Regions from separate parts of the Mus musculus genome. Here region 1 is linked to region 2. A link is a loop called in an ENCODE intact Hi-C map of the cell type or tissue named here. Cell type or tissue: left cerebral cortex. All regions are shown on one strand. Links, peaks and the distances in the headings refer to the core of each region. The heading gives the core; the rest is flanking DNA. Region 1 overlaps Oasl1 (2'-5' oligoadenylate synthetase-like 1). Region 2 holds the start of 2610524H06Rik (RIKEN cDNA 2610524H06 gene).

What was found. Hi-C counts contacts between places; a loop is a spot of excess contacts. Peaks named below come from ENCODE experiments on the same cell type or tissue, not always from the same donor. Only the 100,000 strongest peaks of a DNase experiment are listed, where the experiment ranks them.
Region 1: it touches region 2 in a loop (2.4-fold over the local background); 3 of 42 quality-filtered maps call a loop at or near these places.

What each region holds. Positions count from the first base shown.
Region 1 is chr5:114,934,825-114,940,199 of GRCm38, reverse strand. It overlaps Oasl1 (2'-5' oligoadenylate synthetase-like 1), which reads right to left. Exons shown (of 6, transcript NM_001359945.1): 5 at 4,132-4,279; 6 at 2,289-3,282. The coding sequence ends at 2,782. Among named protein-coding and RNA genes, the nearest start is that of 2210016L21Rik, 4.7 kb to the left of the region's middle. In left cerebral cortex, for the core only: no CTCF peak of the experiment used is centred there; no DNase peak of the experiment used is centred there.
Region 2 is chr5:114,821,586-114,826,960 of GRCm38, reverse strand. 2610524H06Rik (RIKEN cDNA 2610524H06 gene) reads left to right here and starts at 3,493. Exons shown (of 2, transcript NM_181075.3): 1 at 3,493-3,648; 2 at 4,236-5,024. The coding sequence starts at 3,516. The coding sequence ends at 4,522. Gm46920 (a long non-coding RNA gene) reads right to left here and starts at 3,231. Exons shown (of 2, transcript XR_003955777.1): 1 at 3,172-3,231. In left cerebral cortex, for the core only: CTCF peaks have their summits at 454 and 2,479 (motif pointing left); DNase peaks (open chromatin) are centred at 417, 2,544, 3,419 and 3,920; H3K4me3 peaks cover 1,865 bases; H3K27ac peaks cover 673 bases.

The DNA of each region.
Region 1 (5,375 bases), core at 220-5,219, 110 kb before region 2:
TGGGGTTTTTTTTTTTGGTTTTTTTTTTGTTTTTTTGTTTTTTTGTTTTTTTTTTTTTTTGGTTTTTCGAGACAGGGTTTCTCTGTATAGCTCTGGCTGTCCTGGAACTCACTTTGTAGATCAGGCTGGCCTCGAACTCAGAAATCCGCCTGCCTCTGCCTCCCGAGTGCTGGGATTAAAGGTGTGTGCCACCACGCCCAGCCTGCACATCTTTTTTGTTTGTTTGTTTTGAGACAGGGTTTCTCTGTGTAGACCTGGTTGTCCTGGAACTCACTCTGTAGACCAGGCTGTCCTTGAACTCAGAAATCTGCCTGCCTCTGCCTCTCAAGTGCTGGGATTAAAGTGTTCACCACCACTGCCTGGCTAATATATATATATATATATTTTTTTTTTTAAAGATTTATTTATTTATTCAGAAGAGGACATCAGATCCCATTACAGATGGTTGTGAGCCACCATGTGGTTACTGGGAATTGAACTCAGGACCTCTGGAAGCACAGACAGTGCTCTTAACCGCTGAGCCAACTCTCCAGCCCCAGATCTGCACGTTTGGGGATCAAACTCAGTTTGCCAGGCTTGGTAGCAAATATTTTCACCTCTTGAGCCATCTTGCTTGCTTTAAATACTTGTTTTAAAGTTATTTCTTTATGATTTCTTTCCTTTAATTGTTTGATGTGCTTGCTTATTTTACATATGTATGTGCCCGTGGTGATGAAAACATTTCTTGAGAGAAAGCAGTCATACATGGGAAAAGTCTTTCTTAGCTCAGCAGTTAAGAGCACTGCTCACAACCATCCATAACTCCTATCCTAGGAAATCTAGTAGTGACCTCTGAGAGCACCAGGCACGAATGTGCTACACATACATACAGGCAGGCAACACTCTCGTGTATCTAATAAAATAAGTCTTTAAAATTTTTCTTTGGTTGATTTTTCTTTTTTTTTTAAAGATTTTATTTATTATATGTAAGTACATTGCAGCTGTCTTTAGACATCAGAAGAGGGCGTCATATCTCACTACGGATGGTTGTGAGCCACCATGTGGTTGCTGGGATTTGAACTCAGGACCTCTAGAAAAGCAGTCAGTGCTCTTAACCACTGAGCCATCTTTCCAGCCCTGGTTGATTTTTCAAGACAAGGTTTCTCTGTGTATCCCTGGCTGTCCTGGAATTATCTCTGTAGACCAGGCTGGTCTCGAACTCAAAGATCTGGCTGCCTGTGCCTCCTGAGTGCTAGGATTAAAAAGGTTTAAGCTGCCTCTATCCAGCTAGTAAGATTTGAAAAGAAAAATGACAGCTGTGACTGAATGTTTGAATATTCCACAAATGTTTGAATCCCTTTGCTGACTTCCTACCTCCCATGCTGTTGGCTTTTGGAGATGATTGGCAGGGAACAGAGCCTTTATCCCTGCCATCAATACTCTCGAAGATCTGCCTTTCTCTCCTTCTACCACATGAGGACCAAGTGAGAAGCTACCATTTTCAAACCAGCAAGAGGTCCTCACCGGATGCCAATGATCTTCAACTTCTCAGTGAGAAACAAACACTTGTTATTCACAAGACACTGAATTTGTGGTGTTTTGCTACGGGAATGTAAAAGGACCAAGGCAGTGACTTATTCATCTAATCCATTGATAGTTTTAGAAAGGGTCTCGGGTAGCTCAGGCTGGCCTCCAACCTGCCATGCAACCAAAGATGACTGAATTCCTGATCTTCCTGACTCTGTGCTGGGATTCTAGGCAGGAGTTGACACACCTGGAAGTACTGGGGATTGAACTGGGGACTTCTTAGGAACAGGCCAGTGTTCTGCCAGCTGATCTGCCTCAGCCCTGTTCATTCCCCTACAGTATGGTCTGTATTGTGAAGTATATGAAGATCTGGATTGAGCTAGACTGTTCACCCTCTAGAAAAGAGATACTGTAGGCCCCGGATGTAAAAGAGTTGGGAAGTATATATAATGGTATTGCTAAATTGCCTAGAAGGTTTGTTTTGTTGTTGTTGTTGTTTGTTTGTTTGTTTGTTTTTATCTTTTCGAGACAGGGTTTCTCTGTGTAGCCCTGGCTGTCTTGGAACTCACTCTGTAGACCAGGCTGGCCTCGAACTCAGAAATCTGCCTGCCTCTGCCTCCCAAGATTAAAGGCATGATACCATGCCCAGAAAGAACTTTTAAATACTGTCTCATCTTCAAACTCCATTTCTCAGGCTTTGTCTCTTTTTGACTCAGTTTCCCTATACCCATCAATCGCAGAGTTGAGAGGCATCTGTGGTGACAAATGAGGACCACTCATCTGGGAAGAAACAATGGCTTTTTTATTCTCCATTTGAAAGGAACTTGATCCCCTCCTACCTTGCCTTGGATAGTCGAAGGCAGGCAGAAGTGGTTGGGGGCACAGGGGAAGGCTTCAGAGCCGCCCTGATGGAGGTCACTGGGAAGAATTTGGAGGTGGGACAACCTCAAGCAGGGTCCCTGTGATTGGTTAGGAAGATGGTTTGGCTTTCTCTGAACATGTGAGAATAGTCTGTGAGGCCAGCTATTCACTGACACAGTCTTGACAGTGAGGCCACGAGGAAGGCAGAGGTCCTGGCATGACTTCCCAGGGGACTGCAGAATTCCATTGTCACACAAGAGTGTCTGGCTGTACACGACTTCTCACACCCCCTCTGACTCCCTGCTGGCAAGGTACTGAAGACGTGGACCATCCGGGCAGAGGACGGGAAGGAGAGGCAACTAGGCTGAGTCTAGGATGAGACAATAAAACAGGCAGAGCCACCGACAGAGGAAGCTAGCTGGGCACAAATGGAGCTGCCCCCTCCGTCGTCTTGGACAGGATGACTGTGACACTGTCTTGGATGCCATAGGATTTAAAGTCAAACCAGTCCTCCAGGATGTGGCCCTGGAACTCCAGGCGCTGCTCCTGGCATCGAAGGCCCTGCCTGTCTTCTATCTGCTGCTTCAGGTTCAGGACGTAATCAAGCGGGTGGATCGCATAGGCGTGGCTCCTGCCATCCGGGTTTTTCACAAAGACCTGGATCTCAGGGGAGATGGTGTCCAGCAGGCAGATGTGGGTGTCGCAGAAGATTCCGTAGTAGGCGAGCGTGCAATGGCTTCTGATGAGCTGACGTTCTCCGCCGGGCTCCTGAAAGGACAGACGCTGCAGGCCCAAGTAGCCCTGGCTCAGTTGGATTTTCTCTTTCAGTTTCTTTATGGGTTCATAAGGGTTCACCCAGAAGGTTAAATCCGAGTGCCCCCACTCCTGCACGGTCACCTGGATATCGGGTGCTCTCTGCAAAAGACAGAGGCGGGGTTAGGCTCGCATTTCTGTCTCGTGACCCACAAATTCCCTTCCCAGATTCATCTTTGTAATAGCAAAAATGGCTTCCCCGCCCCTCCCCCACCCCACCCCCTCCCCTACCGCCACCGCCTCCTCATCTCCCTCATCTCCCTCATCCTCATCCTCCTCATCCTCCGCAGCAAATGTTTAGGGAACGCCTAGCACTTTGTAAGCTCTATGCTGGGCGCCTCCCCCCCCCCCAATACATTTTCAGCCCATTGAGGTAGGCTCTCCTCCCCTTTGGTAGACAAAGTGATGGTACCTGCCTCTGCCACACTTAGTGTTCACTGCATGGCAAAAGGAATGTAGGACACAGCTGGGTTTGGAAGAACTCTAAAGCTAGGGTTGTAAAGGTTTCAAGGAAAAAATATCCTCCAGTCCAGCAGGGAGAGGAGGGGTGGAGTGGGGGTTTGAGATGTATGAGCCATTTTTGTGTATAACAGAGGGGTTGTGAATTTGAGAGTATATGGGCTACACAAAGAGGCCTTGCTTCACTGAGTCACAGGCTGGGTGTGGCAACACACATCTTTAATTCCAGTACTCCTGAGGCACAGGTAGGTGGATCTCTGTGAGTTCAAGGCTAGCCTAGTCTATATAGGCAAGCTCCAGGACAGTCAGGACTACATAGTTCCTGTTTCATAAACAAGCCCCAAGGTCTATACTTTCCTGCCTATCTCTTGGCTTTATTTGGCTGGAAACAAGTGGTGTCCAGACGTCTTGCCTCTGAAAAGCTGTTCCCCACTTTGTTGGGTGAGGCAGTGTAGTGTTCAGACTGTCAGGTTAGGAGGAACCATTCATTACCTTCACCCTCCAGCTGGGGACGGGGCTGTCCCTGTTGTCATAGCAACAGTCCTGTTTCAGACACTGGTTGGCCCGCTGAGCCACTATGTCCCATCTGTAGCCTTCTGCCACATTGTTGGTGGGGTCTGCTGGGTCCAGGATGATAGGCCTGCAACAGAGAGACAATACCCAGGTTCTTGCTGGCTTGGGAGCCATACCCTAGGGAGCCATAACCTAGGGAGGTGGTTCCCAGCCTCCATTCTCTCTAGCAACTGAGCATCTGTGTGTCCTCAGAGATGATGAGATTTCTCATCTCCTTGAGGAGAACATTCCGGGAAGTGCAGAGAATCAGAGGGGTGGGTAGGACGAGGCTGTAAACTGGGTCCTGGAACAGTCTCAGTCTCAGATGTCCACTTAGCAGGAGAGGCACCGCAAGGCCATGGCAGGCGTTGAGGGCAAATTGGCTGAGTGGCCTTTGATAACAGTGGCACCACCAACATCCACTGATTGCTTTTGAAGCCCTGGGCCAGAACATAACCTGTGTGAGCTTTGATTCTCCCAACAATTCTATAAGGATTAGTATGGTTATCCCTGTTGTAGAGGTCAGGGAACAGAGACATAGACCTTAAGCTCTCTCTCTCTCTCTCTCTCTCTCTCTCTCTCTCTCTCTCTCTCTCGCTCTCCTTCCCCCTCCCTCCCTCTCTCCAGGGTTTCTTTGTGTAGGTCTGGCTGGCCTGGAACTCAGAGATCTGTCTGCCTCTGCCTTCAGAGTGTTGGAATTAAAGGCTTGTAGGATTAAATTAAATTAAAGGATTAAATTAAAACAATCTCTCTGCTGACCTCAAACTCTCACAGTTGGTAGTGAAGGTTCTCAGCTGTTCTGATTCTACTGCTCAACAGGGCAGAGCTCTGGCTGCCTCTAATAGTCTCTCTGGTCTGCAAACACTGAAAGACTGTTCATTACTGGCTTGTGTGGAGTCTGCGTGGGCCCCTTGGGAGATTGACTGCAGTGGACCCCGGAGCCTGTCAGTAAGAACTGCACTGTGTGTTCCTTGAGTTTGGGGCTTTGTCTTTGTGATAGAGGGTGAAAGCAGGCTACCGGGGTGAGCTGGATCCCTTGAGCTCCATGCACCCCCAGCTGTCTGATGAAGGTGATCAGGGAACAGGCAGTGCTGCCCCTCCCACTCCCCTGGGTGTACTGGCCGTGTGAGGGATATGGCGGTTTTCTCCCAGGGATGATAGAGACTTGTAACTAACTAGGAAGA
Region 2 (5,375 bases), core at 127-5,126:
CTTTTGCGACGTTACAGAGGCTTGATGTGTGGTCGTCCTGGTTTTTATTCATCTCAAGGTACATTTTCCTTTTTTTTGGGGGGGGGGGGCTTGGAGACGGGGTTTCAATGTGTAGCCCTGGCTGTTCTGGAATTCACTGTGTACACCAGGCTAGCCTCGAACTCGGAAATCCACCTGCCCCTGCCTCCCAAGTGCTGGGCTTAAAAGCGTGCGCTACCACTGCCATGCTCAAGGTACATTTTCATTTTGATTTCACTTTGGTTCTAACCCAGCCCAGGGAAACAAAGAGACCAGACGACTGGTGGTGTTTGCCTTGAAGGGAACACGGCTCCATTTAGGAAATGAGCGGGACTGTGGGGAACTCGGGACGGGATTTCAGGTGCCCTCAGATATTCTTGAAGTTCAGGTATTAAAGGAGAGCCACGAGGCTGCTCTGTGGGGATAGCTCATGAAGAGTTGCGGTGAGCGATGGCGGCGCCGGAACAGCCAGTAGGGGCAAGAACAGAGCTGATGCTGGCTCCCATCGGGGGGCGTGGCCTCCCGACCTCTGACTGTGGTTGGCCAGACGGGGCACGGGGGGCGGGGCTGAGCACTTCAACCAGGTGAGACTCCTCCCAGGCTCAGACAGAAGAGCTCTGCACAGCAAATGACTGCCTTCAAACCGTCCCCCAGTCCTGTGCCCTCGGGGAGGTGGAATTGGGGTGCACTCAGCACTCTGGGCTCAGCCCCTCAGCAATCCCTAGGAGTTCCAAGGGATTTCGCGGCTTCCTGCAGCCCCTAGGATTCCTGGTTCTGGGATCGTTTGCTTTGGGAGCTTGCCAAGGAAGTCATGCTCCTGTCTGACAGTGTGTGCGACCTTTAACCTGGTGAGTGGGCTCATCGTGTCTCAGTACTGACAGCAGGAGAGGTGCAGGCATTGCTTTGCGTTTCACTGGTGATCAGTGTAAAGACGATCGGCCACAGGAAATAATTGTTTTATGACTGGATTCGTGTATGTGTGTGTTCTGATCGTTCTAAAAGATTGCTAGAAAACACAAAAATAGTTATTTAACAAATAGGCAGAGCCGGGCGTGGTGGCACACGCCTTTAATCCCAGCACTCGGGAGGCAGAGGCAGGTGGATTTCTGAGTTCGAGGCCAGTCTGGTCTACAGAGTGAGTTCCAGGACAACCAAGGGCTACACAGAGAAACCTTGTCTTGAAAAACCAAAACCAAAACAAAACCAACCCAAAACAAAAAAAGCCAAATAGGCAAATGTACATCCCACTTATATGATAATGACCTATTGATATGGAATAGATAAGTATGCAGGGGCCAGAAATAAAATGGGTCACTAGGTGATGGGGACAGGGGAGATAGTTGATGTATGGTCTAATGGGCTTGGAGTTTCTGTTTGAGATGATGAGAAGGTTCTGGAAATGGTCTACATGTGTTGGTTTATATTTAGCCTAATACAGCTGAATTGTATTAAAAAGTAGCTAAGGATTTCTGAGTTCAAGGCCAGCCTGGTCTACAAAGTGAGTTCCAGGACAGCCATAGCCATATAGAGAAACCCTGTCTCGCTAAAAAAATCAAAAAAAAAAAAAAAAAGTAGCTAAAATGATTAATTTTACGTCATGTCACCATCATAGCAAGAGTGAGATCAGCCAGTATGATTTTAAGATTGTATAAAAGGGGCTATGAGATGGTCAGCGGTTAAGAGCATTTACTGCTCTTCCAGAGGACCTGGGTTCAGTTCCCAGCACTTACACGGAGGCTCACAATTATCTGTAACTCCCGTTCCAGAGGAACACACACTTCTTCTAGCCTTCACCAGCTCCAGGCACCCATGCAGTGCACACACACATGCAAGCAAAGCACTCATGTACATAAACTAAACCTTAAAAATGATTGTATAGACTAGGCATGTTAGTACATGCCTTTAATCCCAGCACTCGGGAGGCAGAGGCAGGCAGATCTACATGAATTTGGGGCCACCCTGGTCTACATAGTAAGTTCCAGGACAGTGATGTTTAAAGAGACCCCTCCATCTCATTCATAATAACAAATTATTGATAATAATCCTCTCGGAAGAAGGCTGCCTGTAACTCAGGCCACTCACTAGGTCATGAACTAGTTTTTGCAGCCAAAGGGATGGAGGATGCTTATTGGCCACTGGATGGTGAGCATGCCCCCGGAGCAAGGACACCAGGACATCACGGGTAGGAAGACAGGCGTGCTTTCCATCTGGTCACCAACTGTAACCCAAAGGAAAGGAACATAGCCCGCATCCGCCACCATCATAGGTTTGAATTTCAAACAGACTAGTGTGGTATCCCACGAGGTATTGTCAATATACTTTAAAATTCTTAGGATAAGAAACAATGAGTTTGTGGTCCAGACCGAGAGATTTCAAAAGATACATCACAACCACTTATAACACCAGCTGCTGAGGGATACACAGCACCCTCTAGTGACCTCCACAGGCACTGCACCCATATAGCATCATTCTCCGACTTTTTCTGTCTCTGTCTCTCTGTCTCACACACACGCACATGCACACACTCTACAGGTGCTGGATAGGCGGCTCGGCAGTTACTGCTCTTCCAGAGGACCCATATTCAGATCTCAGAACCCACACAGCGGCTAACAACCATCTGTAAATCCAATTCCCGACGACCCCACGCCCTCTTCTGGCCTCTATGAGCACTGCCAGGTATGTGATACACAGACAAATATGCTTGAAAAATGCCCACATATGGAAGAAGGAAAGTAAACTCTGTAGTGGTGGCAGTAGTGGTGGTGATATAAGTCTTTAATCCCAGCACTTGAGAGGCAGAGGCAGGCAGGATTTCTGAGTTCTGGGTCAGCCCGGTCTACAGAGTGAGTTCCAACAGGCAGGGCTACACAGAGAAACCCTGTCTTGAAAGGAAGCAAAATACATACATAAAACTTACACTTTTCAGGCTGGAGAGATGGCTCAGCTTTTCAGGCTGGAGAGATGGCTCAGCAGGTAAGAGCACTGACTGCTCTTTGAAGGACCTGAGTTCAAATCCCAGCAACCACATGGTGGCTCACAACCATCTGTAGTGATTTCTGACGCCGTCTTCTGGTGTGTCTGAAGATGGCTACAGTGTGCTTATATATAATAATAAATAAAGCATTTAAGAAAATATTGTTTAAAATAACTTACAGTTTTCAAAAATGAGATTACGGTGTCTCTTTCTTCGGACTGCATTGACTATTTAATACGAAAATGTATGAATGTATGAATGTGTAAAGCAAAGCCTTCCACGGGGAAGCCCGACGCGAGCGCTTGCCACAGTTTTGGAACCCTCCGCGCGCAACCATAATTCACCATCCCACCCCCAAAGTTGGTCAGGATGGCTCCTCCCCTCGCCCCCTTACCGGTCCTGTTTCCGTGGCAACTGCGCGAGCGGAGTGGGCGGACCTGGGGGGGGGGGAACGGCAACGTCTAGGGGCGGGGCTTACGGCGGAAGGGGCGTCCCCTCGCTCCTTGCAGCGCGGGTTTCAGTGATGCTGCGCTTAGGATGGATGCGGCTGTTGCCCGTGCTCTGCAGCCTCCTGCTGGGGCGAGCCGAGGCCCCGAGCCCCGGGTTGCCGCCGGAGCAGAGCCGGTCCTACGAGGTGCTGCGGAGGCAGAGCCTGGGTAAGCGGGGCGGTGCGGAGGGTGCGCGTTTGCAGCGGGATCCGGGCGTGGGGAGCTTGTACAGGGCGGGGGCGGGCCCAGGCCCGGGCCTCTGGTTGTGGGAAGCCAATAAACGCCATTACAAGATGGTGCTGATTTCAATAAGCTGACACCTATATATATATGGGTAAACAATCAATGTGCCCATGTACAGTAGGGTTTATTTATTTTTTTTTTTTTTGGCAGAGTCACTGCCTGGCCCAAGGCATGTAAATGAGGTACTGAAAGCATAACCAATGGGGTGTAGACACGCCTATCCTAGGCCTATATAAGCAGCACTGGTTTTTGGCCTCAGGGTCTTTCGCTTTCACTATCAAGCTCCCAATAAACATGCGCAGAAGAATCCTTCTTGCTGGCGAGTTGGGCCTCTACAAGTGGTGATTCTCATATCGCCTCAGGGTTATTGTTAGTGAATCAAAGAGTGGATGTTTTACAACATAACATGGAACAGATGATGGATGTCCTACAAATGAGTTGTGTGGCATCAACCCTGCATATGTGCATTACTCCCATTGGGTATGTTAATGATTCTTTTATTAAAACTACAGATTTATCGAATTATCTGAAGGGGAACTGGTCGCAGGAGCTGGACAGGTTGCACAAGGAGCTGCAAATACAGATCCAGAAGCTTAATCGAACCAGAGTGGAACCAGTGACCCTTGGAGGCTTTACCTCTTGGCTTACCTCTGCATTTTCTTACTTTAAGGAATGGGTGGGAGTGATTTTGTTTGGTGCTGCTATATGCTGTGGACTGGTATTCGTGCTTCAGTTGGTTTACAAATTCAGAACCCAACAAAAACGTGACAAGGTGATTATAACTCAAGCACTTCCCTGAAGTTTGGTTATCTATGCTCAAGAATTAGTCGGCATCTTGAAAGAGTAAAACTTAAAAACAAAATTCTAGGCCTTTAGGCCCAGGTTTGGGAATGTGGCCTTTGTGATAATAAAACAGATAACGACATTCCTCCACCCACCTGCTTTCTGGGTTCAAAGAGTGTTCATTCAAAGAAAGTCACCCTGACCCACCCTGACCATTGCTGGAACCCGCTATTCAAAGGTGCTATTGTTAGGGGCTCTTAGAAACTGTCTTGAGAAATAACCCTCACAATTACCAGGTATTCCTCTTGACTCTTGTGACTTTGCACTTCCTTGTGACTCTTAACTGGTATTTTTGGTATTTTCCAACAACCCCCTTCCCACCTCCTTGAGTTGTGGTTTCTTCCTTTAAATACCCCCTTATCCAGCTACTCGGCGCGCCACGGTCCTCTACTCCTGTGTGGTGTATGACCGTGGGCCTGAGAGCGCTCTTGAATAAAAATCCTCTTGCAGTTTGCAGCAAGACCGTTTCTTGTGGGTGATTTTGGGGTGTCGCCTCTCCTGAGTCAGAACGTGGGGGAGTCCTCCGTTGTGGGTCTTTCAATCTAAGTCCTCTGCTCTTGCACCCCACGGATCTACGGATCCATTGCACTGGGATGAGAAAGACTCAACGATCATTGAACAGCCCTTGCACACTGCTGAGGTTTCCTCATCGCACTCGGTAGGGTGATCATGATTTGCCCTTCTAAATCCTTCTTGATCGTTTTTGTGCTGAGGAAGTGCTAGAGTAGATGGTCGGATTAGGCCTTTTCTATTGAATAAAAAAGGGGGAGATGTGGGAAGCCAATAAACGCCATTACAAGATGGCGCTG